2 separate regions of the Homo sapiens genome follow, and region 1 is linked to region 2. Evidence: chromatin loops called from intact Hi-C (ENCODE). Cell type or tissue: PC-3. All regions are shown on one strand. Each heading gives the region's core, and the rest is flanking DNA. Links, peaks and the distances in the headings are about the cores only.

Region 1 (5,364 bases), core at 115-5,114, 52 kb after region 2:
GTTTATGCCGCTTACAGTCACTTCTGTATTGTCCTCTGACCCCCTCGCCAACTGAGAACTGTGTTTGAGATGTAAAAGCACCCTTTAAAAATGCACTTGTGATCCATGGATGTGTGGATTGACAAAATGTGGTCTTATACACACAGTGGAAGATGATTGCACCATGAGAAGGAATGAAGCTCAGATGCATGCTCCTACATGAACTTGAAATCATGATGCTCAGTGGAAGAAACCAGACACAAAATGCCACATGGTGTGTCACTCCGTTCATAAGAAATGTCCATGATAGGCAAATCCAGAGATAGAAAGTAGATTAGTGGTTGCCAGGGGCTGGGGGTTTGGGGACAAATGAGGGATAACATCCATCGAGGAGCTCATTTTTGGTGTGATGAAAATGTTTTTTTAAAAAAACCTTTATTTATTTTTACACATTGTAAGAGAATAGAAGAAAATGTTCTAAAATTAACTGTGGTGTTCATTATACAACTCTGTGAACATACTAGAAACCATTGAATTGTACACTTTCAATGGGTGAATTGTATGGTATGTGAACTATATCTCAATAGAGCTGTTATTTAAAAATACACACACGCACACACACACACGCGCACACACACACACACCTTGAAATAATCATCTGTAATCAACAGAGTCTGGCCGCTGCAGTGGAGCCACCCCCTGCTCCTGAGCCCCTTCCTCCTGCCACTCGGCAGCCCCTCCAGAGCCAACCTCCCACTCCCCTCAACCTGAAGTACTGACTCTGGGGGCCAGCCCTGGGAGGGAGAACAAGCAAAAGATTCAGCCCCTATCCCAAACTCTGAGGATGGAGCTAGAGGCCACAGAAGACAGGCTGTTGCAGCCCAGGAGAGACTGCTCTTCCATGGCTTTAATACCTCCAACCCTGAGACCAGAAGCCACAAGACACCAACATTCAGTTGGTTTGTGAATGACTGTGAGGAACCTGGAGTCTATGGAAGGACACAGAGCCAGGAGGCCTGGGCCAGAGCCCAACACCACCAGAACCCCCTGGGCAGAGGCATCCCCACCCACACTCTTAGGATCAGCCCCCTCATCTCAGGGACAAAGCTGGGGATCCCAGTGAGAGGCCCCTCAGGCTGGGCTCGGAGGCTGCGGCTGGCCCAGTGCAGCAGGCCTGGGGATGCTATGTGGCTGTGAGAAAGGCCTGGTTAGGGGCCACATGGACACAAAGCATCGTCAAACACTCCAGGTGTCACTGGGCCATGGCAGCTGCTTCTCTTGTGGCACTGCTGGCTTGGCCAACAGAGCCAGGTGACACATTTCAGGAATACTTGTCTTATTTGAGCCTCACCAGTACAGGGCTGGCTGTAGACTTAAAAGGGGCTGACCAAGGTGACAGGTCTGCCAGCCAGAGGAATGGAACTCAAGTGGTGCAGGGGATCCCAGAACACCAGGAAGCCAGTCCAAGGCTCTCAGAGAGCTCAGGCAGGCTCCTGGGAGGTGACTCCGGCTGACCTCGGAAAGGCCCCATGTCTTCACCCAGCAGGCTGAAGCGGAGCCCAGCCAAGGCCTGTGATCCTGTGCTTCCTGCCAGGCTTGTCCTCCGGCGCATCAGGCTCACCCACAATGCCATGGAAGTCTCCATCATCTGCTCTGCCCCAGGAAAGCGGACTTAGTCCTCTGGGGACGTTACCCAAATAGCTGCCTCCAACTCTGGCCATAAAGCCAGGAACTTGGGAAGCTGGTAATTGGAGAAACTCTTCTCCTCCCCCACAGGACCATAAATTACCGTCCTCCATCTGCACAGATGCATCAAAGGCCCAGACAGCCTTCTCCGAAACCAAGCACAGGCAGTGGGGTGGGGTCCCTCCACCTCCTAGAAGCAGCTCCCAGGTGGGGCCGAGGGCAGGGAAGGCCAGGTTCCCATCTAAGAATCGAAGGCCTTGGACTGACCGACCTCCTGGCTCTGACCCCACGTCTGACTCATAGTTGGGAACAAACATCACATCTACCCCCAGGGCAAGACTGCAGCCACACAACCTCTCCTTTCTTCACTCTATTTATCAGTACACCCTCGCAGAACCACAGACACGTGAAAATATTTATATGATCAGATTAACTTCTGGGCTTCGTGGCGCACTGAAGCAAGCATGTTTATCCTTCCCTCATACAACACTTTTTCTTTGGTCACTTCTTTTTCGGGGCACTGGGGCTCACAGCACGGCAGTGCGTCCACATTAGGGTGGCTGCTGGGGATCCAAGACTCTCCACTCCACCATCCTTGCACAGCAGGCTGATTCAGGGCTTGGAACGTGGTGAGGGGGCCCAGGGGAATGGGCTGCTCCCCTGGGGAGTCGGTTATCTCTGCTCCAGACCCTGGCTTTTGGCAGTAGCCAAGCTTGCTGGACAGTCGCCCCTGTGGTGACAGGGAGAGCTAAGCAAATCAGAACCGATGGCCCTGTGCTGGGCACAGATCCCGCTTGGCAGCCCCTGCTGACGATTGCTCTGCGCTGCCATCTTTAGAAACAATCATTTCTTGGGCGTGCACCCACATGTGTACATCTCGATTTTACAGGCTCTGTTAAAGCGCAAAGATCTTTCAGGTACTCAACAAAGCAAGATGTCGTGATGTTGCCACCAGCCTGCCCCCTCCTCCCCCCGCCTCCGACCTGTCACCCAGATGAAGTGAGACGAAGTGTCTTCCAATACACACATCGGAGTGTGTCACTTCTCTGAGTAAAGGCCCTCAACGCTCCCCTTGGGTTTCAAGGCGACATCTAAGCTCCTTAACTAGGGCACGAGGCCCCCAACCTGGTCCTCCCTGCAGCTCAGCCCCAGCCAGACTCTCACAGACAGGAGCCCATGGGGCTCCTCCTGCCTCGGGGCCATTGTGAAGGCGGTTCCCTCTACCAGGAAGACTCTCCCTTGTTTACACGCAACCCTGCCTCCTGTGTCGTGTGAACTCAGCACCCCACAGGATCTAAACCAAGCGTCAGCACCTGAGGCTCCCTTCATGGGCTCCACGCCCCAGTGGCAGACCCCCCCAACCCCACTTCCACAAGGCTTGGCACTATCGTAAGGATCATCACCGCCCATGACTGATGCCTGTGATGGCCTGAGAGCTCCTTGAGAGTGGGGGCTGGAATTGATTCACTTCTGCAGCCCTGTAGCTCAGAGCCCACACTCAGGGCTGAATGATGGATCCATACACATGTCGCCTGCTCAGGGAGCCAAAGTGGCCCCGTGGCTTGTCCCCTGAAGCCCTAAAGCACCAGGAATACATTGGGAATTGGGACAGGGGGACAGACCCCTCCTTTGAGGGACTAGCCCCGCTCCCATGTGATGGCAGCTCAATCTCCATCTGTAGCCAGCAAGCACACCCAGGCACCATTTATTTACGCAATATTAACACATGCCCTGCTTGCATGCCCCAGCTCTTGGCCCTGGTTAAATGAGGCCACAGAAGAGGAATGGGCTCGCGGGAAGCCACTTCCCATGATTGGTGACTGCACAGCAACCATATTTTATTCACGGTGAGTTCCTGGGATTCTTGCCAGCTTACCGACTTCAATCCTTTTCCATGAAAAGTGTGTCTTGGGCATGCGTTCTGTTCCTCACCCAATGCCAGAATCTGCTTCTAGCTAGGAAGAGGCAGTGGGAAGATGGGGAGGGGGGCGAGGAATGAGAGAGAACCCAAAAGGACATGGAGAAGGAAGAAAGAGGGAGGAAGGTGTGAGGAAGGAGCAGAGAGGAACAGGGAAGGAGACAGCCACAGGCCCGGGGGCATCTGGAATCCCTCCCCCTGCACCACTAGCCTAAACAAGGGTCCCAACACCAGCCAGCCTGGGCTGAGCAGTGAGGACCTGGAACCAGAAGACAAAGCTGTACTCTTGTCAAGAGGAGGGATCCAGGCAGGGCAGAAGCAGAAAAAAGACACAGGAAGGTGGCTTGTGGAAGTCAGGAGCCACCCAGCAGGATGGCAGGCTGGCCATAGAATCCTCCAGGCCCAGCAGGTCTCCCCGGCCCCTCTGCAGCAAAAACGAGGCCCAGGGAAGCTAGAGGAACTAAAGGATGCTGGACTGGTGCCACTGTGCTTAGTGCAACACAGCTGTCCCCAGGACTCCCCAGAGTGGGGCCACCCTGCCATCTCTCTTTATTTTTATTATTATTTATTTATTTATTTATTTTTAATTTATTTTTTTGGTATGGAGTCTCGCTCTTGTCGCCCAGGTTTGAGTGCAGTGGCACGATCTTGGCTTGCTGCAACCTCTTCCTCCTGGGTTCAAGTGATTCTCCTGCCTCAGCCTCCTGAGTAGCTGGGATTACAGGCGCCCACCACCACGCCCAGCTAATTTTTGTACTTTTAGTAGAGACGGGGTTTTGCCATGTTGGCCAGGCTGGTCTCGAACTCCTGACCTCAGGTGATCCACCTGCCTTGGCCTCCCAAAGTGCTGGGATTACAGGCATGAGCCACCGCGCCCGGCCTGCCATCTCCCTTTTATTAGTGATTGCAAAGTGCTAAGGGGGAAAGACTTTCAGCAGCCCACTTTTCTGCACAGTCCTCAAGAGGCCAGCACCTCCTTTCCTCTCCTTGGCAGACCCTCCCTCGCTCCTCTACCCTCGACCCCACAGGCACAAGTGAGCTGTGGCTGGGAGTCAGGAAGGGAGATTGTCTTTCTTAAGGCACGCACATGCTCAGCAGTGATGGCATGGATGGGGAGGGGTTCCAGCAGACTTATTTATAGCCAAGCAGCCTGTCCGCACGCTCTCCAGTGCAGCCTGCCTCACTTGCCTGCCTGCCTGCCTTCCTTGCCTGCCTGTCTGCCTTCCACTGGGGTTTTTCAATCTGTGCCTATATTTATCGCCCAAAGCCGCTGGGATAATGGCAAGGCCAGAAATAGCCTTGAAGACATTCACGTGAAGATGACGGGCAGGTCCCCAGCTCCTGGGCTGACCTCGCCCCTACATCTGCCACTTGGCAGTGGGTATGAGGAACAGCTGGACAGAGCTCGGAAAGCGGCTGCAGCCAGATGGGAACAACATAATCCTCCTTTCTCTGCTGGCCTTGGCCCTCTGTAGTGATGCAGGGGACATGTCGAAAATGATACATCACAGCCGCCAGGCCACAGGGAGACCAAAGGTGACAGAGATTCCTGACGTCAGTGTGCTAATCAGAGCAGACAGTCCAGAGAAAGAGAGAAGAATCAAAGGCAGCAGCACAGCCTCACAGAAAGCAGGTCACCCCCAGCACCCAGGTTGCAGGGAGATGCTCTCCTGCCTGGCTTCTTGCACCTGTACAACGGAATCATGGGCCCATTTCCCATTTCTGTCCTCTGGGATGAGCGCTGGCCCACAGGCTCTGGGAGATGCTCTCAAGGGAACAAG
Region 2 (5,364 bases), core at 56-5,055:
ATGATACTTTTTTAAAAAAAGATTATTACTACTCTGTACATGTCTGTTTGTATGAAGAGTGTGGAATAAACGTTGACTGAATGCTGGAGAGGGTTCCATCAGATGGATGGAATTTGTGGGCAACTTTTACCTGCACTTTATTACCTGATGTTTCAGAAGGCAGCAGCTGTAGCATTTGAGTGGTGTGTGTGTAAACAGACAGAGAAGGGCTGGTAGTGTTGTGATTAAAATAAAACAATCAGCTAGACCTTCTGCCACCTGTTAGCTGTGACAGTGGGCAAATTGCTTAATCCTTTGATCTTTCATTTTGTCTTCTGGGGGTAAGAACCACCCCTGCCCAGCTGGGGTGTCTGTAGATTAAATGAGGTGATGCACATGAAGTGCTCAGCCCTGTTCCAACCAGTGTTCAACTAGCAAGAGTGAACAACAAGGTGGCACTGCTGTCCCTAGCAGGGTCTGGAAGGCGGGTCCCTGAGATATAGGGCCTGTGGGCTTCCTGGTAGGGCTGCCTACCCCCAGGTGCAGACAATAAACCTAGGCCTGAAGGAGGAGCAGCCCTGCTGTGGTGCTGGTTGGCCTTACAGCCAGGCACGGACCTACTGGGGTGAGATAGGGTCCTCCTCACTTTCTCCCTGGTTGAGCTGAGGCCAGGGAGCATGGCAGACCCTCCCGTATCAGAGCAGTGTGACTTGTGTGTCTGCCTCTCCCTGGAGCCCCCTTGGCCCGAAGCTGAACCCTCCTCACTCAGACAATTTCATTACACCCAGTCCGGCTGCCTGGGTGCTAGCGAGACAGACACACATTTCATCTCGTCTCTGCCGGAGTCGTGACGGGTTAGACAGAATTATGTTTTACTGCTGTCTGCAGGGCATCTTTTGGGGCCTGGCACAGACAGAGAAAAAAAAACACATACAGGTCTCCAGAGGCCCTTCAGGGAGGAAGGCCAGGCAAGGGGTCTGGGTGGTCGCCCACATGCACAGCCCACATGGCTCTGCTCCAGGGATGACAGGGACCCTTCCCTGGGCTTCAAATGTGGCACCTGGGCCCTGGCCTTAGAAAAGTCTTCAGGTTCCAGACCCTGGCATTCACGACCCTAGAAAGAACCCCCAGCCCCATGTTCACTGATGTCTTTGAGTAAACACCTGGCCAGACCGTGTCAGAGTGGGGCCACTCAGGGAGGCCATGGAGCAAGAGACCAGCCGTGGGCAAGGCGCGAGGTGCAGGATGCATCCAGACCAGGGTTCCAGGCACAGGCAGACGACCAAGAAGAGCTGTGAGGGATGTCACCCAAAGAATCAAGGGCATGGCTTCCCACCAAGACACAGAGCACCAGCTGGGCCTCCCAGGCTGGAGCCCAAAGATCTTCCTGAACCTCCCAGGGAGTAGAGGAGAAAAGTGACACAGAAAGAGCTTCAGATTCATGAGGCAGGGGTGGCCAGGCTGGAGGCATGTGATGAAGACTTAAAGTGGATTACTGGGGTTTGGCCCAGGACGAGGCGACGTGGACAGCTCCTTTAAGCGGAGGCCATGAGACACCCTGACTGGGAGGGGAAGCACGAGAATTGTGTTTATAGAACTTAATCTGTTTTTCCATGATTAGCAGGGGTCTGACGTCACAGATGGAATTTAGTGAGGCTGTGCAAAGTTAAGGGGGGATGGAATCCATCCCAACGCAGTTCAGCTGCATTCTGGTTACTAAGTCTGGAAGCTACTCCAAGCCAAGCCAGCGGGAGCCCCGGTTTTTGCAGTAGTGGGAAGCGAGGGAGCCACCGGCAGGTCTGGGGGCCTGGGACTCAGGACTGTGGGTATCCATAACCTCCTTCTGCCTCCCTTGAGTCCCTCTCCTCTTGCTCTAAGAGAGCTTCCTTCTGCTCTCTGCTTCCCAAACCTACTGGTTCCCAATCAGGAGCTGAAGCAGGCAATGGTAAAAGTACTTCCTCTCCAGATGCAGCCAGACAAGGCTCCCCAGGCCTCCCCTAACCATCTATGTGTATCCAGGGACCCAAAGCTCTGGATGAATGGGAGGCAGCACAGACGGATAAGGGGCTGTTCTTTGTCCAGCAACCATCCCCTTATGCCTGGGCTGGGGTTGCAGGAGTGTGTGGCTGCTCTGAAGGTGTGTGTTATGAGGTTAGCACTGATCAGCTGCCTCTCTGTGTCCTGGAGCTGAAAGCAGGAGAGGTCACAGACCCACAGAATCGTCCAATCCCTGCCCCAGAGTAGTTCCACCTTTATGTGTTAGACACTGGGCTTCCAGCAGAGATTTCTTTTGAAGAAAGGATTTCTGGGCTAAGAAACAAGCAGAGGACCCTGCTGCAGGCCAACCCTCCCCTTACAAATGAGGAGACTAAGGCTCAGGAAGCAGGCAGAGAGCTGGGTTGGGAACCAGGACCCTGACTCCCAGCTTCTCCCTCCACCCAGCCACAAACTCCCAGGCATTAGAGGAGAAAAGTGACACAGAAAGAGCTTCAGGTTCATGAGGCAGGGGTGGCCAGGCTGGAAGGGCAAGGACCAAGGAGACTTTGAGCAGGAGGACACAGCTCCTACCCCCACCCCCCACAGATTCCTTGACACCTTTAAGCAGGACCTGACTCCTTCCTCTAACGCTGGCCTGGGCAGTGAAGAGGGGGTCCCAGAGAGCTTTAAAGCCCTGGGCACTGCGGCAGTTACCCCAAATCCCACAGAAAGTCATAAATCTCACCATTGTACACCTGGAGTGCCAAGCTGGGGCAACTGCCAAGCCACTGCAGGAGTTGGTCACCAGATCCCACAGCACAGCGGCCACCTGGGGGCACCGTGGGGCTTGCAGTGCTCTGCAGCTCCAGGAGCAGGAGTGGGATGTTAGAGTTAAGTTATGAGGCATCGCTATGTAATGCCTCAACCCAAACAACAGACCCAGGGAAGCAGTGGTACAGACCACAGAGCAGGCTCCGAGAGGGCGCATCCTGCTCAAGGACTGCGGCAAGGCAAGGGGGCCCTGTTTTTATGACTCCTCCTCCCTGGCTGTGGCTATCAGCATGGCAACCTCAGTTGGGTGGAAACGGGCACAAATGTGCATGTGAGGAAATAAGCTTGAAACTCAGAGCCTCCAAGATGATAAGCATGGCATGAAGGAGAATTATTTGGAACTCACCTCCTACCCTGGTCCTCTAGGGACCCTGCTGGTCACAGAGCTACTACCACCACCACACTGGCCTCCAGGGTTGGTGCTCCCCTAATTTAACACTGAGTATGGCTGAAATAAGACTGGGCCCTTAAACAAAATGCCACGGGAGGCTTAGATGTGACAACAGAAACAAGCCCAGAGGGGACCTTGGCCCCAGCAGTTAGGGTCTAAGCTGTGGCTACAAAATCGTAGGCTGGGGTTTGCTCAGGGGCCTTCCTTTCTCACTCCTGGTCACCTCCCTGAGGCCACCACCATTTCAGCAGCAGCACCCAGACCATCCTCCTACATAAGAAGTGCCAGGGCTTTTCAGGAGGCCACTGGCCTTAGAAATGGCCAGTCCTTTAGGGGTGAAAGGTCTCAGCTTCTGGGGCATGCAGAAGGGAGGGCCCCCTGAGATGCTTAGAGGCTGAGAGCCTGTTGGCAGAGAGCTGGCTGTGCTGCAGGCCCTGTCCCAAAGCAAAACTCAGCTCAATCAATTCTCCAGGGAAATCAGAGCTTTCCGGAACCATCCAAGACACCAGAGTTGATAAGAGGCACTGCTGAGATTTTCACCTGGGTTACTCCTGAACTGGTGATAAGCCCTTGTGATGACAGAGTAGATACATAATGAGAATACAAAGGCCCCTGAGTGCTTACTCCTCTGGGCCAGCCTTCAAAACTCTGACAGGACACTCCAGGAGGGCACAGCTCCTGCAGTCCTACTTCAGTGATTCAGTTCCTTCACTATTTCCCACTCCTGATTTTATACCTTCTCTCCATCTTGAGTCTTCGTTACTTTTTTATCATTAATTTTTTTGGAGATGGAGTCTCACTCTTTACCCAGGCTAGATAGAACACAGTGGCGTGATCTTAGCTCACTGCAGCCTCCAACTCCTGGGCTCAAGCGATCTTCCTGCCTCAGCCTCCTTAAGTAGCTGGGACCACAGGCATGTGTACCATGCCTGGCTCCAGTCTTCTTTGTTTCCTCAAATTCCCATCATCAAATGGACCAACCCATTGCACCAATCCACTAGCTGCTGTTGCAATGCATGGACGGCTCTGCTCCTACTGAAGGCCAACTCTCTGTCACTGGGGCCCATGCCCTCTTGTCATTCAGGGACCTTCTCCCGAAATGCTCCCCTCTCTTGTCTCCCTAATGGACCTCCTCATTCACCATCAGCATTCAAACATGCAAGTTATAGCTCCCATATATCTGCAAAACCAAAACAAAACAACATGCCACAGCCCCCCTCAACTCTACCTCCTTGGCACCATCCCGCTTCTTTGATCCCCTTTATAGCAAATCCTCCTCAAGCTTAGCTATACTTGCTGTTTCCATTGTCTCACCTCCTGATCTCTTTCCAACCCACTTTGACCACCCCCACTCCACTGAGACCATATTGGTCAAGGTCACAAATGACCTCCATGTGGCTAAGTCGGCAGACAATTCTCATCAAATTCAGTCTTTCCTTAATTCCTGCATTTAACACAAATGGATTGAATGTTGGCTGCAGATGCCTCCCCATGGCTTGTGAGCAGGTGGGCACAACGCTGGGACTGAGTTTTTCCCTGGACAAGGTTCTCCTCTTTACTTGGCCAACATACCTCCCAATAAACTTCCACTTGGAGCCCACCATGTGCAAGATTCCAGCACTGAGGCTGTCAGCCAACTTACTCGGGTGCCTGTTAGTTATCAGCTGCAAATTATGAATTTTTGTTGCTCCAAAACAACAGCTGGTATTGTGCAGCCTGCAAGGAGCGCTGTGGGGCTAACCTCAAGTCCAGAGAGGCACAAACGCCATGCTGGAGTCTCAGTAGCCAGTGTCAGTAGCCAGTGTCCCTAGTCCTGTCTCCTTAAGCCCACCCTACTCATGGTACCAAAGGCGCACCAGCCCACCACTCTGAGCCCCCGTGACTCCTTCTGCAATAGCTATGGCTGAGTGGGGTACAGACCCAGCCGTCCCTGGGTGTCCCAGCGAGGGTGTCACAGCCCTTTAGCTCAGAGAAATTGCCCACAGCTCTCTGTGTCGCCTAAGACAGGGTTTCCCAAACTTGCCACATTACAACAGTCAACTCCTTAAAGACACAGATGCCAGGGCAGCTAACAGTCAGAGACTTAGTCCCCACCCCGACCCTGGCCCCTCATCCTTCATGCATCCTGTGAGGAGGAGGGTGTAGGAGAAAATACACAGTCTGCCCAGTCCTGCCTTTCCTGAAGG

Evidence for each region. A loop is a pair of places that touch in the nucleus more often than their neighbours do. Peaks named below come from ENCODE experiments on the same cell type or tissue, not always from the same donor. Only the 100,000 strongest peaks of a DNase experiment are listed, where the experiment ranks them.
Region 1: a loop joins it to region 2, with 4 times the contacts of the local background. A loop is called at or near these places in 11 of 110 quality-filtered maps.

Annotation. Positions count from the first base shown.
Region 1 is chr12:123,092,879-123,098,242 of GRCh38, forward strand. The region is part of intron 2 of PITPNM2 (phosphatidylinositol transfer protein membrane associated 2); the gene reads right to left. Among named protein-coding and RNA genes, the nearest start is that of PITPNM2-AS1, 14 kb to the left of the region's middle. RefSeq lists enhancers at 1-289, 1,670-2,233, 1,824-2,118, 2,234-2,797, 3,430-4,395. In PC-3, for the core only: no CTCF peak of the experiment used is centred there; a DNase peak (open chromatin) is centred at 2,003; H3K4me3 peaks cover 412 bases; H3K27ac peaks cover 1,280 bases.
Region 2 is chr12:123,040,839-123,046,202 of GRCh38, forward strand. The region is part of intron 2 of PITPNM2 (phosphatidylinositol transfer protein membrane associated 2); the gene reads right to left. Among named protein-coding and RNA genes, the nearest start is that of MIR4304, 33 kb to the left of the region's middle. RefSeq lists an enhancer at 2,712-3,291. In PC-3, for the core only: a CTCF peak has its summit at 2,781 (motif pointing right); a DNase peak (open chromatin) is centred at 2,853; H3K27ac peaks cover 437 bases.